2 separate regions of the Mus musculus genome follow, and region 2 is linked to region 1. A link is a contact called in ENCODE POLR2A ChIA-PET data. All regions are on one chromosome and are shown on one strand. Each heading gives the region's core, a stretch centred on a gene start or an enhancer-like site at or near the end of the contact. The rest is flanking DNA. Distances are from core to core; before and after follow the strand shown. Region 1 holds the start of Nipa2 (non imprinted in Prader-Willi/Angelman syndrome 2 homolog (human)). Region 2 holds the start of Nipa1 (non imprinted in Prader-Willi/Angelman syndrome 1 homolog (human)).

What was found. ChIA-PET counts read pairs that join two places held with the same protein, here RNA polymerase II (POLR2A).
Region 2: POLR2A ChIA-PET joins it to region 1 with 20 read pairs in embryonic stem cell. The contact joins the promoter of Nipa1 here to the promoter of Nipa2 in region 1. POLR2A ChIA-PET finds 5 or more read pairs at or near these places in 4 of 5 experiments (Patski and embryonic stem cell).

What each region holds. Positions count from the first base shown.
Region 1 is chr7:55,960,903-55,963,991 of GRCm38, reverse strand. Nipa2 (non imprinted in Prader-Willi/Angelman syndrome 2 homolog (human)) reads left to right here and starts at 1,499. Exons shown (of 7, transcript NM_001256130.1): 1 at 1,499-1,792; 2 at 2,420-2,540. A230056P14Rik (RIKEN cDNA A230056P14 gene) reads right to left here and starts at 1,461. Exons shown (of 6, transcript NR_015495.2): 1 at 1,320-1,461.
Region 2 is chr7:56,018,078-56,021,166 of GRCm38, reverse strand. It overlaps Nipa1 (non imprinted in Prader-Willi/Angelman syndrome 1 homolog (human)), which reads left to right and starts at 1,567. Exons shown (of 5, transcript NM_153578.3): 1 at 1,567-1,758. The coding sequence starts at 1,599.

The DNA of each region.
Region 1 (3,089 bases), core at 250-2,749:
TGCTTGAACAGTCACACAATATTAGATATGGAACATTATGACTTAGAAAAATGATTTGCGCATTTAAGGAGCCCGCAGCATACTAAATAGGCACTCACACACACACACACACATACACACACACACACACCACACTCACTCCACTGTGTGATGTGAGTACTGGCTTGGAGGACCAGATAATGAGTGTGACAGTAGCTAAAGGATTGTAATGATGAAAGCAGATGGATGAGAAGGATCTGTACCTTGGATGTTTAGGACAATGGGGAGGAGGGAGTGAGAAGGAGGAAGGGAAGGGAGAGGGAGGTGCCACAAGATAATTCTCTACCACGGTTAAATTACAATGCTGATCCCACATACGGCACACACCTGTTCAAATGAACCAACCAGTGCCTTTATGATAATCAACAGGTCTTTGGAGATGTCTGTTGCCATCTTTATCAGTTAAGTTATTGCTGCCTATCAATTTAAACCAAAATGAGGTGGCAATCACTTATTCTTTCTTTTAGGCCGATGGGTCAGTGGGGCAGTTTTGCTGATGTGAACCAACCTGACCCTTGCCAGCAATTCTGAGTTAGCCAGGAAGGAAGTCAGTATGGTGGCTTTGTTCCTGGTCTACATTGTACTACATTTGTTCTCCATTATTCCCTCCTGCCCACCAGTCCGGGCTTCTTATCAAGTTTCATTGCATTTTTCTTTGCTCAATACCATTCCCCCAGCCAATGCAGATTCAGGGAGAGTGGAGATGCAGGTACTGTAAAATTTGTGGACACATGGAAAGGTGGAAAAATTGGAGTCATTCTGTATTTACCTGATCATCAAAGTCCCACTTGCATGTCATCTAGAAATTAGCCTACCCTAAAAATTGAGCAAAATAAGTCCTCAAGAGCCAGTTCTAAGACACTTGGGTATCTGGTTGTCAAGTTCACAGCAGAGTAGCTTTTAAATTAGCTACTTAGCCACTCCCTCAATGTTTTAGACCATCACGTCCAAAGCATTAGCATAGGAGATAGGAAAACTACAGTGCTGTTTTTAATGTTTCAATAAATGTATAATTCATTTTACAAGGATCTCCCTCCCAAACACACCCAAACAAATGTTCTTGGAGTAACATATCCTGTAAACAAGGATTTTCAGCAGCCTTCAATGGTCTTTTCAAAGCAAAAGCAGCCGAGAAAAAGCTATTACTTTGTTTCCTGTGCATCTCGTGGAAAAGATCTCTTGTCCAAATCACAAGGTCCTCCTCCACAAGCTTTACTGTCTCTTCCCTGGAAACCTGCCTCCTTGTCCCGCCCACTTCCGCCCTTTGCGGTCAAACCCACCTCCTCCATCCCAAAGGTCCCACGTGAAGACTCCCAGGAAATCGGATTTTAAATAACAGGGCTGGATTTTTGATGAGTAGGTGAGCAAAGATGACCTTAGAAGGTACGGCTCCTCCGGCTCGCTGTCAGGGCGGGGCGAAGAGCCTTGCGGAGGCGGGGCCTGAGCTGTGCCTGCCCAGCGCGCGCGGTTTACGTCACTAGTCTGCGCCCAGGTTTCCCGGCAGGTTCTCGGCGGCTCTTCTGGTGCTGGCCGCGGTGCGGCCGAAGGCTGTCCGAGGTAGGCTCCTCTCGGCTCTCCCATGGAGGAGGCGGCGCTCACTGCAGTCTCGGATGCACGAACTTCCCGCGGGACGTCGCCGGAGACGGTGGCTGTGTGCGCGCAGGAGCGAGCTGCCTGCGTGGGGGTCTGAGCGGGCACCGGGGTCGCGTCCCGGAGGGAGCCGAGTCGCCCGCCGGCCTGCGACGGCCCTAAGGTAGCTACTTCCTGTAAGCGAGCTCCAGGGCGGAGCTGCGGGCTGTGTCGGCCGCCTGAGGTCGGAGAAGGGCCCCGGGGCGACTTGCTTTTTCGCGTGTTCTGGGGTGGACGCAGCTTCCCTGGTGATCCGCAGTGAGTCGGATTGATTGCCATTCAATCCGGCAGAAGTCTGGCTGGTTGGCCCTGTCCGGTCGCGTACTCGTTAAGTTCTGCATATCAGTTTTATTTGCCTTCGTGAGTTTTCAGAAGATGGTTTCGGCTTGCTGTAACGTTTTGAGCTTGCTTGACTCAGTTCCCTGGCACTTAATAGGGTTTACACAAAATGCAGGGTTTGGGGTTCCTGCTTCTTTGATTTCTCTACGATAATGGCAAGGCATTTAGTTTAGGAGTGGTCTTGAGTGCAGTTTCTTTAGATTCTATATCATGTGCCCGTTTGATACCATATTAATTATTTTTAAAGTTAAAAGAGGAAGTCTGAGATTTGACGTTTTTCATTCCAGTAAGCTGTATGTAGAAGCTCTTACAGTACTTACTAAGTGAAAGAACAGGAAGGCCAGTAACTATATATCTAAGTATTTAGTAATTTTCTGTCCTTTCACCTACTTCCATATTTTCTTCTTTCCAGGGTGGAACTACTCTGCCGTGGTTAAATACTTTAAATGGGAATAAAGGATAGCGTTTCCAAGAAAATGAGAATGAATAAATCATCTCTGTTTTTTAAAAGAAAGACCATATTAAACTTACATGTAAGTTAAAATTTTAATTTCTAACAGTATTGCTAAGTTAGATCGGAGATTAGGTTCTGTAGTATTTTTTTGTTTGGTTGTTTGGTTGTTTTTTGTTTTGATTTTTATAGAGACAGGGTTTCTCTGTGTAGTCCTGGCTGTCCTGGAACTCACTCTGTAGACCAGGCTGGCCTCCTCTGCCTCCCTAGTGCTGGGATTAATGGCATGCGCCACCACTGCCCGGAGGTTCCTGCCCACCTCTTGTCTAGCTTGTCTTGTTGAGTCAGTAAACTTTAGGTTGATTGAGAGGCCCCATCAGGAAAAATAAGGTGGAGAATGACTGATAATGTTGTTTTCTTTAGTTTTTCACAGATACGGGAAATACCACTACTAGGTGTGCACACACAAGAAAAATGAGCTAAACCTGAAGCTGAGACTGCTATAAGCTTTAGATAGTAGTAAACATTATGTAGAAGTAGACTTAAGAGCTGAACTTTTACAGCCAGGTATGGTGATACAAGCTTGTAATTCCAGCACTCCGGAGGCTGGGACAGGATGATTTCAAGATCA
Region 2 (3,089 bases), core at 318-2,817, 57 kb before region 1:
AGCTAATTGCCGTCTATCTTGGCTTGCGGTGATGTAGAAATGAAAGTGATGGAAAAGTTTCCAAAGAGAATAGTGGCAAATGCAGCTGTGCACTGGGAACATAACTATTGCCACTGGAGTGCACATATAAAAATGGTTAAAATAGTTAGGTCACAAAGCAGGCTGACAATATCCGAAGACAACCGCTCACACCAGGCCAGGTTCTTACCCAGTGAACAGAAAGGTTATTATTGAGTACACAGGAACCTAAATTCAGCGTTCCTCAATTTCTGGGGGACAGAAATTCCCTCGCTCTTCCCTGACCTCAGGGAAAGGTCACCTGGTTTCTGATCAGCTCAGTCTGTAAGAGATCCAAGTCCCTACACCAACTCTCAGACTGTCTGGCCGGCAGGTCTCCTCCCCATAAATCTGACAAGGCTCATTTGGCAGGATGCTATTCTCCAGTCTGAATCAGCCTGGCAGTTTGTCCCCAAAAAACCATCTTACTACCCTAGTTCAGTGGTTTCATTTGCCTCACTGACAGAATTGGTGACTTTTATGAGTAAATTATCACCCGGAAGGAAACAACGGTAGACTGGCTTAGTAGAGTGTTGGTGGGGATGGTTTTTGAAGACAGGGTTTCTGTGTAGCCTTAGCTGTCCTGGGACTCGATCTGAAGAGCAGCCTGGTCTTGAATTCACAGAGATCTGTCTGCCTTTGCCTCCTGGGATTAAAGGCCTTCAACACACTGCGCGGCTAACCATTCAGTAGTTTCAGTGCATAAATAGTCCAATTTTATATTGCTTCGGCAATAATACTGCGTTATAGAGTTTCAAAAAGACATGTATACTTCCTAAACCAACTTTTTTTTAAATTAAGTTTTCAATATAGCATGATTATAGAATAGAGAAACAAACACTTGGAGCAACCTAACAACCAACAATCTGATGAATGGTTTGATACAATATATTTTCATAGACATCACACAGCTATTAAAACAATAATTGTGTGATAACATGGAAATAGATTGCTACATAACACTCAATAAAAGAGAAAAAAATGTGCATTGCCTTTGAAAGCGTGGGAATGGCCCAGAATACTTAAGTGAGAGTTGGCGAAGTGAGTCAAAATAACTTTCCCTTATAATCTTGATATACTTTATTAAGAATTAAAATGAAACACTACAGTATGATCACAAGGTCAATGATCCAGAGTGAAGGTAGCGGACCTCCCAGGGAGCAAAGCAGCAAAGAAGAAAGCATCTCTTTGGTAGTACAGAACAGAGTTCCTAGAAGACCTGAGCTCCTCTGGGGACAGCTTGACCATCCCCACCAGACGCCCTAGGGCTCTTGGTACTGCAGAGCTTTCTGCCCCAGGCGCTGCACCAGCACGCTCTACGGAATTATTATACTATCCACACAGACCGCAGAAGCCTTTCGGCTCCTCCTCTGATCCCACTGCATGCTTCCCATCCACCCCCTAAGCTCGCTCCCACCCCTGTCTTACTTCGCAGTCCGACCCCGAACTCCGGCTCCCTCTCTGCCCCGCCCCGCGCCGCTCCTTCTCCAAGCCCGTGGGGCGCGGCGCGCGCACGCGCAGCGGAGGGCGGCGCGGGCGGCATGGGGACTGCGGCGGCGGCTGCGGCGGCCGGGGAGGGGGCGCGCGGCCCGAGCCCCGCCGCCGTGTCGCTCGGCCTGGGCGTGGCTGTGGTGTCCAGCCTAGTGAACGGGTCCACGTTCGTGCTGCAGAAGAAGGGCATTGTGCGCGCTAAAAGGCGAGGTAGGGCGGGCCGAGGTCGGGCCGGGGTCCGCACCACGCGTCTGCCGGTGTCTGTGCACAGAGCACGGGCCGGCTCCCCTGGCTACCCCGCAGGCATCACCTCCGCATTCTACGCGGTCTCCTTCTGTCTCTTCTCTGCGACCGGGGAGGCCTTATTCACTCTTTCAGGAGCCCTTCACCGGACATCTTGCCCCGTTCCTATACCTGTCCAGTCCTCCAACCCCTACCCCGCAGCAGAGCATCGGGACAGATGCTCAGCTTGGAGCCCTATGCCCAGAGGCCCTCACTCACCTACTGTCAGGCAGAGCTTCCTATTCATAGGATCCAGAGGTGGGTGGAGCCAGGCCTGCCTTTCACTTAGACTGGGCCGGGGTGCTCTTGGGAGAACACTTGGTGGTGTGAAGAAGTAAGGGTGTGTGGTGGGTCCAGAGGATGTACTGTCTTCATTGAGGTGCCCACTGTCACCTTGATTGCAAGGTCTGATCTTCCCGGCGGCTTTTGCCCTGGGATCCTTAGATAACTTACCTGTGGTTGTCTGAAGTGTCTAAAGCATGAAGAAAACATCAAACAGGCATGCAAACGGGCCCCCCTACTGAGGATGCCCTGGGTCAACCCATCATCAGATATCACTCCATAGTGATAGGGAAGTGGGATAAGGCACAGAGACCTTCTTTGTCCATGCCATGTCATTGTGTTGAGAGGCCTGTGACAGGCACTGCATGTAAGAGGCAGAATACTTTGACGGGGAAAGTAAACATTGCTTTCAGAGAAACCAAGAAAGGCTTGTGGTTGGAGCCACAACCTCAAGGGCTCTAGGGGTAACGAGCTGGTTGCCAGTGTATGAGAGGTAAATACACTTACTAGTTCCAATTCCAGAACACGTTTGAAATTTTGACTAAGCTGTCTGGGTAGCCAGGAAGCTTCAGAAAAGAGACAAAGAACTGAAAATATTGAGCGAAAGTACAAAACCAGTAATGCTTATTTAAATAAATTTATTTCAAAATGAAAGCATTGCAATCCTAATAAAAAACCAATAGGATCTCCCAAGCCTGCAGATGTGTCTGTAATGTACAAACACATCTGGTATACATTAGGCAACTACGTTGGAGACTGTCAATGTGTACAGGCACTAAAATTGGGCAAAAGTGTTTGTTGTGACAAAAAATAAAAAAAATATATGTGTCTGTTATAGGATTGAGTAAGATGGGTACTTTACTTGTGTGGTATTCTTGCAAATCTCACAACACCAGGATAACCGTGAGAGCAACATGACAAAGTACACAAACAACAGCTGAGGAACATCATACAAAATACCTGTCTGGTCTTCCAAT